Linked DNA regions of Mus musculus: regions 1 and 3 are each linked to region 2. Evidence: chromatin loops called from intact Hi-C (ENCODE). Cell type or tissue: heart. All regions are shown on one strand.

The links. A loop is a pair of places that touch in the nucleus more often than their neighbours do. Peaks named below come from ENCODE experiments on the same cell type or tissue, not always from the same donor. Only the 100,000 strongest peaks of a DNase experiment are listed, where the experiment ranks them.
Region 1: a loop joins it to region 2, with 4 times the contacts of the local background. A loop is called at or near these places in 12 of 42 quality-filtered maps.
Region 3: a loop joins it to region 2, with 13 times the contacts of the local background. A loop is called at or near these places in 24 of 42 quality-filtered maps.

The regions. Positions count from the first base shown.
Region 1 is chr12:12,409,862-12,414,861 of GRCm38, forward strand. No RefSeq gene overlaps it. Among named protein-coding and RNA genes, the nearest start is that of Gm34489, 8.7 kb to the right of the region's middle. In heart, a CTCF peak has its summit at 3,036 (motif pointing left); a DNase peak (open chromatin) is centred at 3,050; H3K27ac peaks cover 323 bases.
Region 2 is chr12:12,174,084-12,179,083 of GRCm38, forward strand. No RefSeq gene overlaps it. Among named protein-coding and RNA genes, the nearest start is that of Gm34348, 29 kb to the left of the region's middle. In heart, a CTCF peak has its summit at 2,356 (motif pointing right); DNase peaks (open chromatin) are centred at 2,718 and 4,478; H3K4me3 peaks cover 536 bases; H3K27ac peaks cover 1,310 bases; H3K27me3 peaks cover 360 bases.
Region 3 is chr12:12,393,773-12,398,772 of GRCm38, forward strand. No RefSeq gene overlaps it. Among named protein-coding and RNA genes, the nearest start is that of 4921511I17Rik, 3.8 kb to the left of the region's middle. In heart, a CTCF peak has its summit at 2,670 (motif pointing left); no DNase peak of the experiment used is centred here.

The DNA of each region.
Region 1 (5,000 bases), 240 kb after region 2:
GACTCACCTAGTCCTGTTTAAGTCCCTTTTTCCAGTTTTTTGTAATACGATCTGATGTTGAAGATCCCATTGGAGATCTCAGTGCCTCTGATCTCAGGGTCTTCCTCTACGTCCTGAGAAGTACCTTATTGACTCCAGATCTCAGCAAATCCCTAAGGCCCACGTGGCTCGGTCTGTGGTAGGGAGAAACAACGCGCCTGTTTCCCAGGCCAGGTTCTGTTTACACTTCCTTGATCATGGATAATGATTTGTTTACCAGAGACATTCTGTCTTCATTAAACTCACTTCTGGACAATCAATAAAGGGACTAAGACAACAGGGTACATGTGTGTTTGAAGTGTACCAATCCTCCCTTGGTGAGACAGATCAAGACGCAGCCAAGGTTGTCTTGCACTGGCCTCTAGGACCTCTAGGACCTCTAGGATGTCAAATGTGCTACTTGGATTAAGAAAGGGCATCTTCACCTAGAGGAACATAAACAAAGTCTCAACAAATGACCGCCAGAAGCTTTGTCCACTGTACTTTATAGTCTAGGTGCTACCCACCCTCATTAAAACGCCACGTTTTAATTTCTTCCATGTTAAGTCAGTATACAAAGTAAAGGGTTTCATTATGACATTTTTATACATGTACAATATATGTGTAAAATATGCTTTATTTTTCACTCATCTCTCCCACTGACCCCCCCCCCGCCTCTGCCCACTTTTGCTGGTCCCCCACTACTCCTTAGATAGTCCCACTTTCTGCCTTCATATCACATATATTCTGTTATTGTCTTTTTGTCTCCACTTTCTCTCCTTAAGACCCACCTCTTCCTTCTCGTGATCTTCTCTCAGTACACACATACACATACCTCACATGCACATACGTGTGTGCACCAGCTAATTGTGTGTCAACCTGACACACGATAGAGTTATCTGAAAGGAAGGGATCCTCCGTTGAGAAAATGACTTTATGAATTCGAGCTGATATGTCGGTCCGATATACAGTTGATATATACATTCTTCAGTTCTTCAAAAATGTCTTAAATTTGCTGAACCTCACTGGTCTGTCCACTTGTTTTATGATCTGCTGAGCTTAGTGGTGTCTCGCCTCTACTGACATCTTGAATTGTTCTATGGATGTTTGCTCTTGCAGTCAAAGCCCCATTAGAGTGTTTTCCAGTCTTCTTTCTGTGCAAGGTAAGAGGAATCTGGTATATTCTTGTTTACGTATTCACTTCTCTATAAGTGAATACCCAGTTTCCCCAGTAGCATTTGTACTGTTGTTGTTGTTGTTTAAAAGGCCTGCTTTTGGGGACTTGGCCAGAAAATTAAATGGCTGTAACTGGGTGGTTTTATTTCTGGGTCTTCTAACCCATTGGCTCCCACATCTGGCTCTGTGCTAACACCAGCCTGTCTTGCTACGATGGCTCTATCGTGTAGTTTGAGACCAGGTACTATGATGCTCTTTCAGCATTCCTCTTTCCATTTAGGGTTGCTTAACTGGTCTTTTTTTGTTGGTTTGTTTGCTTGCTTGTCTAGTGTTTCCATGACTTTAAGTGTTGTTTTTCTGTTTCTGTGAAGAATCTGGTTGAAATTAGCATGAGGATTATGTTGAATCTATAAACAGCTTTCAATAATATGACTTTTTCCCAATAGTTCCTTCACTGACCCATGACCATATCTCCTTGTTAGGTTTAGCCCTGGGTAATCTTTTGAAGATATTGAAAGTAAGATATTTTCCCCATGCCATTAACTTATGGCTTGCGCTTTATTTTTTTATTTCTGTCTTCTACTTTTTCTTTGTCTTGGTCTTGTTTTCCTAGATCTTTGAGTTGTATCATTAGATTATTTATTTAATATATTTTTTATTTTTATTATAAGAATTCATAAGTACATACATTCTTCTTTAAATTTGTCCTAGTTGTAGCCCAAATATTCAGAAAAGTCGTGTTTGCGTTTTTATTTGATTCCAGGAATTGTTTCATTTCCTCCCTGATTTTTTTCTATGATACCTTTGTCATTCAAGGGTGTACTGTGTAGTCTCTAAGGGTTTGTGTAGCTTCTCTTCCTATTGATTTATAACTCCACTCTGGCATCTGACCTGTTACATCCTTTCATTTCTTTTGCATTTGTTCAGGCTTACATTGTGACCCAGAATGGCATCTATTTTAAAGAAGTTTCCAGAGACAGCTCAAAAGGAATGCAGTTCTGCTTTGTGGATATCTGTCTCTTAGGTCTGTTTGGTTTATGGTGTAATGTAACTGTAAGCTTTCTTCACAGCTTTTTCATTTGGAGGGTGTCTTAGTCAGGGTTTCTATTCCTGGACAAAATATCATGACCAAGAAGCAAGTTGGAGAGGAAAGGGTTTATTCAGCTTACACTTCCATACTGCTGTTCATCACCAAGGAAGTCAGGACTGGAACTCAAGCAGGAAGCAGGAGCTGATGCAGAGGCCATGGAGAGATGTTACTTACTACTGGCTTGCTTCCCCTGGCTTGTTCAGCCTGCTCTCTTATAGACCAGCCCAGAGATGGTCCCACCCACAAGGGGACCTCCCCCCTTGATGACTAATTTAGAAAATGCCCCACAGCTGGATCTCGTGGAGGCATTTCCCCAACTGAAGCTCCTTTCTCAGTGATAACTCCAGCTTGTCAAGTTGACACCCAAAACCAGCTAGTACAGAGGGCCTATCTAAAGATGAACAATGAAGCCACTCACTGTTATTGTTTCAGGATCTACCAAACAACAGGGTATGAATGTATGAAGGATAAATAAGGAAAACCATATTTTCAAAATATCAAGAAGTCAAAATTGTATCAAAATTGTAATAAAACGGGAATGGGGTTGGCAAGAACAGAGTAGGGAATGAAGTGTTGGGGCAGTTACTTTCTGGATCATCAAAAACTGCACATTCTCTGAGTCTGTTGGACTTGTAGGACCTTGTCTTCCTTATTGTTACTGCTTGACTCCATATTGGACAAGTGTCCAATGTGGGCCAGAGCTGTAGTCACTTAAGACATTGCTTTTTGCATGCCACTGCCCTCTGCTGGCCACGCTTGGTATTGCTGTTTATGGGCTAAGCCGTTTCTCCCTCCTGCAATTAGCGTTGATATGCTTGCTGTTCTCAGAGGTATCAACCACAGGCCTTAGAAGTGTGGAAAGCAGCCACAGCACTGAAACATGAGCAGGCAATCACCCTGCCGGGAGGGCACAATTTTGAGTATTGAGCAAACTGTGCTCACTTAGAGTTTGGGGGCTATCTCACAGTGAATAGAAGATCGTTATCCTGGGAGATGGAGCCACCAGCTGCCCTATGGCTCAACACTATCATATGCCACTGAGGGCAGAATTACCTTCTCCTGTGAACTTCACTGCCTGAGGGGACCCTGCTGTCAGCTTCACTTCACAGCTGGTCAGCATCTGGTCCTCTTACTCTCCACAGCTGCCTCCCAGGTATGGCCTGGAGCTGGGCAGACTAAACCCATGCTCCCTGACTGATGGTTGCTTTCCATTCTTAGGCTCCCAAGGTAACTCAGTTTCAAACACTAGGTTCTCTCTTAAGATGAAGGCTCCTGCCTTCTGAAGCATTGAGTGACCAAAACGGATCCTGTCCACTGTGACTTGTTTTATAGAGAAATTATTGTCTCACCAAAACTAACAAGGCAAGCTGAATGTCAGGTACAACATAGCTTACAAGCTCCAGAGGCCAAAACAATTCATATTGTTGTCATTGCTCTCTGCCACCATCAGAACCAGATGGTAAAACCTGATTGCAAAAAAACAAAACAAAACAAAACAAAACAAAACAAAACAAAACAAAACAAAACAAAACAAAAAAACATTATACACCTTGGATCCAGGACAGAGAGAAAGCTAGCTGAAACTGAACTCGAAGCACCTCCCTGACAGCTAGATCCCAGAGTTCCAGAAGTTGCTATGGAGGCAGGTAGAGGAGCAGTAGGACTTATGCTCTCTACTTCCAAATCTTAAAAAGCTGCAGGAGTCAGGATGGTCTCCAGGCATTGGACTAGTTTGAAGGGAGACAGAGTAGAATTCAGATATGGAATTAAAAAGGCACTACATTTTCTGGTGATTTTTAAATTAATTTATTCTTTGACCATTTCACATGTGCGTGAGCGCACACACAGAGACAGTATAGTATAGTATAGTATAGTATAGTATAGTATAGTATAGTACAGTACAGTACAATATAGTACATTCTGGTCGAACTCACCTTCGATCTTATCTGTCTCCCACATACCGCCTCTCTTATCTGCCCCCTAATACATTCTCCTCCCAACAAGACCCTTTCTCACTATTGAGTCTTTTTGTTTTGTTTGTAAGATCCACCTAGTTTAACCAGGGCTGCTAGCACATCATGAGCTTGGGTGAGGAGCTACCCACTGGAGCATGAATACGTCATCCATCAGCTACTACACAAGCAAAGACAATGGCTTCTTCCTCCTCCAGCAGCCGTCTACTGCCAATAGTTCCATGGGAGAGCTATCTGGCCCTCCTCCATCCAGGATGGAATATTTAATAGTTCCAGTGCTGTGCGGAGTCTGTCCATGCTTGTGAGTAGCTGTTGTGAGCTCATGAGTGGCGTGCCTGTAATCTTAACACTTGGAGGCTGAGACATGATGATGCTGAGTACAAGGGAAGTGTGGTCTACACAGTGGGTTCACAGCCAAACAGTGAAAGAGCAATGGGCATAAGAAAGGAAGGAACAAGGGTGGTGGTGGCATTCTCTGTTCCCATCTCTTAGACGTTCCCCCCATAGGCAGAAGCAGACAGATGTATGTAACTCCTGGAACCTATTGCAAATACGACTCCGCATCTTTTCTCTTGCTTTCTATCCTATAAGGCTCTCACTCTCAGGGTACCAGTAACTCAGTGTCAGAGAGCAATTGTTACAACCTACATCCCTGACTGTTCCTCTCTTCCTAAGCAGAGATCAGATCTTCACAGCATACAGTGACTGTCTCCATCTCCTTACTAATGGGCCAAGGCATCTCT
Region 2 (5,000 bases):
TAAAGGCGTATTCCAAGATCATAGAGTTATTCATAGAAGCCGGTAAGAAGGATGGAGGATGACATCGAAGAATGTGTTTCCCAGACACAGCAGGGTACAGTAGACATCTCAAACTCACAGCAATTGTGACAGCATGCAAGAGACCTGCCTAAGCTCAGTCTAAATGGAATCTCAGTATGGAGGACAGGATATCTGCATGGAATCCCACCCCTGGCAGAGGAGATATTGGTAGCTGAGGAAAGAGGGAGACTCGATTTTCTTTAATGATGTGGCGCCTGGTAGGTTGGCCACACTCCAGCGCAGGCCCTCTTTCCAAGAGCAGTAGGGCGACGTAAACTAGATACGATGGAGAAAAGAATAAGTTAATAAATATAACATCAAGTATTACAATGATACAATTAGTGAATCATTGTAAGTGAATGGAGAACATTGAAGGAAGATGGGGCAAGTACAGAATGAGACCAGAATGTCCAGCTTCGTCCTTCCCATGTGAGCCACGTGTGTTTGAAGAAGGCTGCCAATGAAACAAAGACCATCCTCACTGAGGATTAAGGGAGGAAGAACCTCTGGTCTGGTGCCTTTTGTAAATAGACAACCCATGCCCAAGAACAGCTGCACGAGAACAGTATGTCAGCCTGGCTGTGGTGCTGCACACCTTTAAGGCCAGCACTTGGAAGGCAGAGGCAGGTGGATCGCTGTGAGTTTGAAGCTAACCTGATCTACAGAGAATTCCAGAATAGTCAAGGCTACACAGAGAAGCCCTATCTCAAAAAAGCAAGCAAGCAAACAAACAAAAAACCCAAGCTGTTTTGTCTAGTGTATATTGCCAAAGGGAATAATTAAATAAATTAACTTTATTCAATAATTCAGAATTCCATCAACCTATGCCACCTTCAGTTTTCTTCTTCAGTCTGACTAAATGTGTTCCCTCCAAAGTCTCCCTATGCAACTACCAAAGCATGCAACTGCCACCATAGACGCTAGGATGGATCTCATTGGAGCTAGCCTGGGAACATACCCAGAAAGGACATCTCCTCCTTAACGAGAGGTGACATAGTGCCTGCCATTGTTGTGACAACGTTTTATACTTATTACTTAATTATTTAAAAAGCTATGCAATGTGCATTTCTAGTCTCACCTTACACACCAAGAAGCGGTGGCATAGGGACACATTGCCTCTGGCAGAATGTTCTAGATTTGGGTCCATTGTCTCTGTCTCTCTGAATGTGGAGCTTACTATGCTGGGTAGTCAAAAGACATAGCCACAGCTGGTGTGTCATGGATAGCCCCAATGATAGAGACACAGAGATGTTAACACCAGGGCTCAGAGAAGTGACTCCAACTTGGTAGGGTGGTGAAGGACTTTCTGGAGGAGACGAGCTGGTGTGAAAGTGGAGACTGGCAGTGCCATAGCCTGGGATTCACGTGAGTTATAAATCAGATTGTGCCTCTGGCCTGGCTTCCTTGCTCTTGCCCTGGTGTGCTCTTCCTGGCCACTAGTCTATCACCTCTTGAGTCTTCTCCACGATGGGACCTGCCAATCTCACCCCAGACCTACAGCCTCTACACACCTCTCCTCTACCTTCCCTGAATGTTCTCCCTGCTTTAGTGCAATCCTCCTTGACCATGCTCATGGGCCTCACTTAAACTTGTCCTCTACCAAATTGCCCTACTTATTTTCTTCAAAATACACAATAGTGCCTCAATTGTCCTTCGACCTGTGCCTCTCTGTCTCTCTGACTATTACTTTTCATTAGACTGTCAAGCCCTGTGAGGTTGTTTCTATGCAATGTGTTCACAGTTCAAATTCTACCGTCTAACTTTTGGACCAGCTCCAGGAGAGCTTTGGATGTGTCCTCTGATTATTTGTAGAAGACTTCCTGTAGCAAGTAGGACTGAGATGGAGCCCAACCGAGGGAGATTTAGAGGGAAGATGCTGGTCTTCTCTTCCTCTGAAAGAAAGCAAACATAGGAAGGACTTCATGGCAGGTGTCCCAAGATGCTAGAAGGAAAGAATTTCAAATCAGTAACCAACATGCCTGTTCTGCCTCTTCAACTTGTCATACAGACTGAGAAATTCCCTCTCCCCTCCCTGGAATTGGCTTCATCTGAGAAATAAGTGGGTGGGTCTCTAAACAACTCTTTAGCACTCAGATTATAGAAGGTAAACTTTCAGCATCCTTAAAGGCCTGATACCACACACACACACACACACACACACACAACCCTGTTGCCCTTCAGCCAATCCTTCAGGGACAGTGGGACATCTGCTGAACAGAGCCTCATGGCCATTACAAAGCCAGGGTTCTTACTTCATGGTCCCTGCGAATTGCAACTACTCCATTTGGCCACCAGGGGGCATCACTTACCAAGACACTGCAGTCCTCTAGAAGGTCGTTTGAATGCCCTTGAAGCTTGACGATCTGCAAAAATGTAACTCAGATATTTTGCAAAGGCGGTAGGGTGCTAGCTCCCAGGGGATGAGAAGGAATTCACACATAATCAAATATCAGAGAAAAGTAAAACGTGGGGAGGAAGCTAAGGAAAACCGGGCTCTTCACAGTGTTTGCACCACCCGGCTTGGTGGGGGTGGGGCTAAGCTCTACCTCGGTACTTATTCAGACCTAACGGTCCCCCACACCCCCACCTCTGCCTCCTTGACCCTGCACTACCCAGTGCAACCTCCTCCCACAGCTGTGAACTCCAGGCCAGGAGGATGTTGCAATCTTTGTTTTGAGGGGAAACACACACTCACAAGACAGTTGTTTCTCTGACCCATGGGGTTTGGCCTGTGAGCCCTGCAGCTGTTTCTACAGGAGCTGAAGGCAGACAGGGCTAGAGAGACAAAGTCGGGAGGCCATCTCTTCAGAACCTGGGTCTGTCTCTCACAGATTCATCAAATTGCAATGAATTCTTCATCTGGCCAGGCCTTCAGGAGACAGAGTGGTCCCATTTCCGGTTACCACCCGATTAACAGGCAGACAGAGGTGACTCATAGGTACGGTCAGATGATAGAGGGAGGACAAATGGCCCACCAAGAGGAGGGCAGTATACTCTAATTCTGCTGGGGGCTCAGATTGGTCAGGCTCCTGTAGCTGCATGAGTGGAGGAAAAAGAAATAAAAGGAAAGAATTTGACCCCCTCCTTGGAATGGTGGAGGAGAAAGGTTATTGTAGATAAAAGGGAGAGCAAAGCCAGAGGTAGACACATCTGGGCAAGTCCACAGAGGTAATGACTCTGAGCCTTGTGAGGAGTGGGGGAGGGGAAGGAAAAGGATAGTGAGGGGGAAATGGTTCAGCAGCCAGGAGGCCTAAGGAATGAAAGGGGCAAGAACCAAAATGGCTGGATTATTCAGAGAAGAGCCTCTGGGGGAAGGGCAGCCCAGCCCCTGGAAAATTCAGACTGTAGGGCAGAGTATGCAAGGATACCCTGTAACAGGTAGGGACTGAGGGATGCTGGGAGAAGAATCTGGCTGTGGGGTCGCTTTGATATGTTAAATAAGCACTATTGGCCTTTTGTCCCAGAGTTTGCAGCTTAAGGGGGGTGACACAGGAGCTGAGAACAGAACAGAACAAGGATGTAGAGAACAAAGGCATCTGGCCATTAGAAAAAGCCGGAAGCTCAGGAAGGGGAGAATTTCCATATAACTGGGACTTTGGTGTTAAGAGAAGGGACACCTGGCGCAGAGACAGGGAGGTGCTGAATGGCCAGCAGAGAATCCCTGTGTGGTACTGGAAGGTGGTCCCACATTACCTGAGTGATGGACAGTTGTCATGGTGCTCTAAGTAGGAGAATTGCAGAGCCAATCTTGTGGTGGTGGTACAGAGATGGGTGATAAAGAGATGGGTGGTTTGAAGCTGCTTAGGGGAGGGCCTAAGCCAAACTTACAGGTTGCTGTTCTACGACGGCTTGAAGATGCCTGACCGAGGGCTGTGGCCACAGAACCAGAAGAAGCCTGAGAAGCATTGCTTACCAGCAACGTCAGCCAAGGAAAAGCCAATCCCCTTTCTTGGTCAAAGCATCCTTCTGATAATGCCATGGAAGAGTGACCCTCAGGATGCAATGCATGTGTAAATTAGCCTGTGTTCTCTCCAGCTAACAGACAAGGACATTCAAAGATCTTGTCATCTCTCCTCTTTGTTCACTGATATTTTCTGATGAAATTGTTTGAAAATCCCAAGTTTAATATGCCTCAGAACTGTCCGAACCCTAGCTGTATACAGTGTCATTTTCCGCTTCTCAGGAGTCACTGACCTCAGTGAAGCATCATAAATGCACAGAGGGGACGAAGCCAGAATCAAATGGCAGGAAATAAAATACATGACAGTGGAGCAGGGAGGGTCATGGGACTGACTTACTTTCACAGTTGTTTTTACTTAGTGTTTATATCACGTCTCCACGGAGTGTAGATGGCCCTCCTCCATGCTCCCACTGCCCCTCATCAGAGGTAACTCAGAAGCAAGGAGGGCAGCCAAGTGCTGAACATGTGAGAAAGGCTCCCTCCAAGTCCCAGGGCCTACATCTGCTGGATGCATCTGTTCTCTGAGTACTTTGCAAAAATCAGGGCACAAGCCCCAGCTGCTTCTCAGCAGAGAGTCCTACAGGGAGGGAACACAGAACTTACACTGAAGAACTAGGCTGTGCTAGCTGCCTCTCTATTCATATCCAATACAGGTAACTACATAGACAACTTGCAGAAGGACAAAGAGGGACTGGCTCTGCTCTTTGCAAGATGCCAAGGGTGTTTGTGGGGTACACACCACCAAGAAAATTCTCCCCAAACTGAATGACCAAAAAATGAGACTATTATTCTCGAAAACCCAGATATAGGGTGCAGTTTGGAAACTATTGTATATGTCATAGAATGGGAGGCAAGACTGTCGGCTTATAGTCCTGACTTCATAGTCAAACAGCTATATAAACTTCAGCCCATTACTTGGATGGTCCTAGGTTCAGGTCTGGTTTCTGGTTCCCCAGTCCTCATGCATCTGTGACAAATG
Region 3 (5,000 bases), 220 kb after region 2:
AGGAGCTCCAGCTACCTATGTATCTGTCTATGATTCTGTCCAAGCACTGAATTCTGGATCCCTTCATTCAACACAATGGGAAATGAATATATGAATCACCCATGATAAATTTAACCCAATTTGCTCTCTGCCCAAGAATGTAGGGAAATTATAGCACTTGTCTTGGTTTGCTTTCTGTTTCTGTAATAAAACACTATGACCAAAAGCAACTTAGAAGGAAAAGGTTTATTCATCCCGTGCCTTATAGTTCATCATGAAGAGAAGTCAGGGCAGGAACTCAAGGCAGGAACCTGGAAGCAGGAACCAAAGCAAGAGCTCACAGATAAACAAATGCTGTTTGCTCCCTGTGGTTTGCTCAAATGATGATGATGATGGTAGTGGTGATGATGATGATGGTTGTCTTATTATTATTTTATTATTATATGGCCTAGGAACCCCTATCTAGCCTTAACACTACTCACAGTAGGCTGGGCCCTCTCACATCTATCATTAATGAAGAACATGCCCTAAGGACTTATTCACAGGTCAGTTTGATGAGGGCATTTTCTTAATCAAGGTTCTGTCGTTTGAGGTAACTAGCTTGTAAGAAGTTGATAAAAAGATATCAACAAGCACAGCATGTCATTCTCCATAAATGTGACCTAGAGGTCACAAAAGCTTTACGTAAAGGATAGCATAGCAGACGTCTCTGTGTCACTACTCTCTCGGCTTGCTGTAGCATGAGACTAGCCATAGCCAGGACAGGAATGATGATGTGTGACTGTCTTCCAAAAGCACGTCGATGAAGTTGTCCAGCTTCTGAAGTCAACTGAGAAGCCATCCTAGCTGATCAACCAAGCAAGCAATGCATGGCTGACGGACTATATAGACTATCCAGCTACATCATATTACATACCTCAGGATATTATTACATTCTACATTTCTTGCTCAAATATCCACAAAATCATGGCCACTCATGGTTCCCAAGTTTCCAAACAAGTATTAGAATACTTTTGATTCTTTTTGTTGAAACTGTTTCTTTCTGAGACTTCACATGTACCTGCATTTCTAGGTCATATGGAGACATGCCTGTGACCATGAGTCTAGTGGTGGCAGAGAGCGGTTGTTGTGGTTATGAAGAGACTGAGCATCCTTTTTTAAGACATCTACTCACAACAAGGTTAGAATGAGGAGTCCATGTAGGGAAGATGATTCTCCTTAGATAATGTAGGGCAAGCTGATCTCAGTGGGAGAGGAACCTCTGGATTATATGTGAATTCAAGGTTGCCATTCATAGCTTTCATTCACATGTTCTTCTTCCCATTTAGCATATTAACATTTCCTGTAGGATGCCTTAACTTTCATGTGAGAGATTGGAAAGTCTCTAGACTCAGCTGTCACTGCAAGTCAGCAATGCACCTCATAACTTTGTGTTGACCTTTTAGCTATATCAACAGCCTGTGGCTACAAGAAATAAGTACATAATCTGGAGTCATCTTAGAATCTCTTTGATCTACAACCTGTGGCATTAGCTCATCATGAAAGGTCGATAACTTGCCAGTTTCATTTTGTAATTGTTGAAGTAAACTCAAAAAAGCATGTCCTATATTGTCCCTATCGTCATCATTGCTGACAAAATGGTCAATTACACTGTCCAGGTGCACTCCCAAGCCATCTTATCACATTCAACCACAGGCTCCTTTCATCTCGATGTCATTGTGTACTATGGATTGCTGGCAACTCATTTTCTATTGCCAAACACCCTAGCACTACCCACAAGACAAAAACATTACCAGGCTAATGTAGAAATCTCAGCTTTGTGTAACTGTCTTCAGAGATCTCTCTGTCAGTAACATTCTATGCAAGCCAAGGACCTATCAGGAGACGGAAGCCATACAGGTATTTGAAAGGTGAAATTAAGCCCAAGCGATTATAAGCTATTCTTCCATAAGGGAATAAAGGGCATTTAACGGATGCCATAAGGTCTGTGATAGATGTCAACAGAACAATCACATTCAGAGGCAGAGGAATCTATCCAGAGCTGGGTGATCTTATTGGAGAACATGTGTTCTGCACTCTGCTGGAAGGTGAGCTTGTTCACTGAGTTCCCCAAGATCATGGTTGATCCACAGTCACCACACTGAACCTTGCAGACCTGAAAGTGGAGTGAAAATTCCAAAAACTAAGTAGCCTTTCCAGATAGAGATAGCCAGGCTAACAAGCAGCAGTTTTTCTTCTGAGGGGTCACAAGCTGAGCTTGGTCCCAACCTGTCAAGATAACCTATGATTGACAAGCTGGAAACCTATTGTGATTTAGGCAAAGTCTGTGGGCCTGGGACCCTGGGACCCTGGGACCCTGGGACCCTGGGACCCTGGGACCCTGGGACCCTGGGACCCTGGGACCCTGGGACCCTGGGACCCTGGGACCCTGGGACCCTGGGACCCTGGGACCCTGGGACCCTGGGACCCTGGGACCCTGGGACCCTACTCCAGGGTTACTGCAGCAGAGCAGTATGAAATTGTCTACATTGGGGCCGGCCACCAAAACTTAACTGTCTCGAGAATCAGTTGTCGTCCTGCTAAATGAAGTGTTTCCTGCAAAATGGGAGCAAGAGGCAACACACTAGAACCCAGAAGAAAACTAAGCCATGGCTTGGTGTGTTCCATCACCGCCCTCTACTGGGAAAGCTAAACATTGCAATAGCTCGCAATGGGGACCCAGTTAAGTTTCTTGTGCTCCATTATCACAAAGTAAATAATTAAAGAAAGATTTGGCGTTAGGAAGCAGTAGAGTGATACAGTAACACCAAATACTCATGGCATTTTATACAATATTTATTTCTAAGCCAGTTGTCTTATATATTCATCCAACCGTTAACACCATTGAAAATATTGTTTCAAGTACGTTTGCTCATTCACCATCCCACAGCCTGCAAATAGAACTGAAATTCACATAGGATATTTACATGCAACATGAATTCCAACTACTGAACTTACTGTGTTCATCTAAGGCACAGGAGTGTTAAAAGAAATGAAGAATTTGTTAATACTTTCAGGTATGTGATCTCTAGTCTTCTGATGGAGGATGGAAGAGAGACCTTGGGACTCTTTTTTAAAAGATTTGTTTGTTTGTTTGTTTGTTTGTTGTATATGAGTACACTGTAGCTGTCTTCAGACACACCAGAGGAGGGCATCATATCCCATTACAGATGGTTATGAGCCACCATGTGGTTTCTGAGAATTGAACTCATGACCTTTGAAAGAGAAGCCAGTGCTCCTGAGCCATCTTTCCAGCCTCTGCTCCCTCCCTGCGACCTCATGACACGTAAGAAACCAAAATTCTGGAGATGGCTGTTTCAGGTTTCCAACCCCCCCTCCACTAACTTATTTATCTATTCTGTTACTCAATGATTTGAGTGTGTCCCCTTAGGTCCTCCTTGTTACTTGGCTTCTTTGGATCTGTGGACTGTAACACGATTATCCTATTCTTTATGGCTAATATCCACTTATAGGTGAGTACATATCATGTTTGATTTTTCTGGATCTGGGTTACCTCAGAATGATATTTTCTAGTTCCATCCATTTGCCTCCAGATTTTGTGATGCCATTGTTTTTATGGCTAAGAAATACTCCATTGTGTAAATGTTCCACATTTTCTTTATCCATTCTTCCGTTGAGGGAAATCTAGGTTGTTTCCAGTTTCTGGAAATTATGAATAAAGTTACAATGGACCTATTTGAGCATGTATCCTTGTGGTGTGGTGGAGCATCATTTGGTATATGTCCAAGAGTGGTATAGCTGGGTGTTGAGGTAGAACTATTCCCAGTTTTCTGAGAAACCACTAAATTGATTTCCAGCACAATTCCTCAAGTTTTCACTCCCACTAGCAATGGAGGAGTGTTTTTTTTCCCCCACATCCTCACCAGCATGTACTATCCCTTATGTTTTTGATCTTAGCCATTCTCAAGGGTATAAGATGGAATCTCAGAGTAGTTTTGATTTGCATTTCCCTGATGACTAAGGATGCTGAGTATTTCTTTAAGTGCTTCTAGGCCTCCCTTGAGAATTCTTTGTTATCTCTGTACCCCATTTTTTAATTGAGTTATTTGGTTTGTTGGTGCCTAGTTTCTCAAGTTCTTTATATAATTTGGTTTTCAGTCCTCTGTCAGATGTGGGGTTGGTGAAGATCTGTAGGCAGTGGTTTTGTTCTTTAACAGTGTCCTTTGCTTTACAGAAGTGTTTCAGTTTCATGAGGTCCCATTTATCAATTGTTGATCTTAGTGCCTGAGCCATTGGTGTTCTGAAATTTCCATCTCCAGTAACCAGAAAATAATTCTAATGGAGGTACTGGGACACAGACCCAGCCACAACACCTTCAGCCCACAATTTGTCCTGCCTGCAAGGGGTGTAGGGGTAAAGATGGGGCAGAATTTGAGAGAAGGGTTAACCAATGCTGGCTCAGTTTGAGACTCATGCCATGAGAGAGAGCTCACCCATGACACAATTAATGATAGTCTGCTCTATGTGCAGACTAGCATAACTGTCATCTGAGTGGCCTCACATAGCCTTTCCACACTGATGGAAACAGATGTAAAGATCCATAGTCAAGCCTTAGAAAGAGCTTGGAGAATCCTGTGGAAGAGAGAGACAGGAAGGACTGAAGAAGCCAGAGAGGTCAAGAACATCACAAGAACACTTACAGAATTAACCAACTCGGTCTCATAGGGGACCACGGAGGCTGAACTGCCAAACAGAGAGCAGGCATAGGACAGCCCTCTGCAACATGAAACAGTGGTGCATCTAAGCCTTCACGTGGGACTCCTACCAGAAAGGGCAGGGCTGCCTCTGACTCTGCTTGCCTGACTTTCCCCTAACTGGGTTGCCTGCTCTAACCACAATAAGAAGATGCACCTAGCCCTATTGCATCTTGCTATGCCAAGGCAGACTGATATCCACGGAAGGACCCCCTTCTCTGAGGAGAGAGGAAGGACTGGAGGATGAGGGGAGATGAAAGGGGAGAG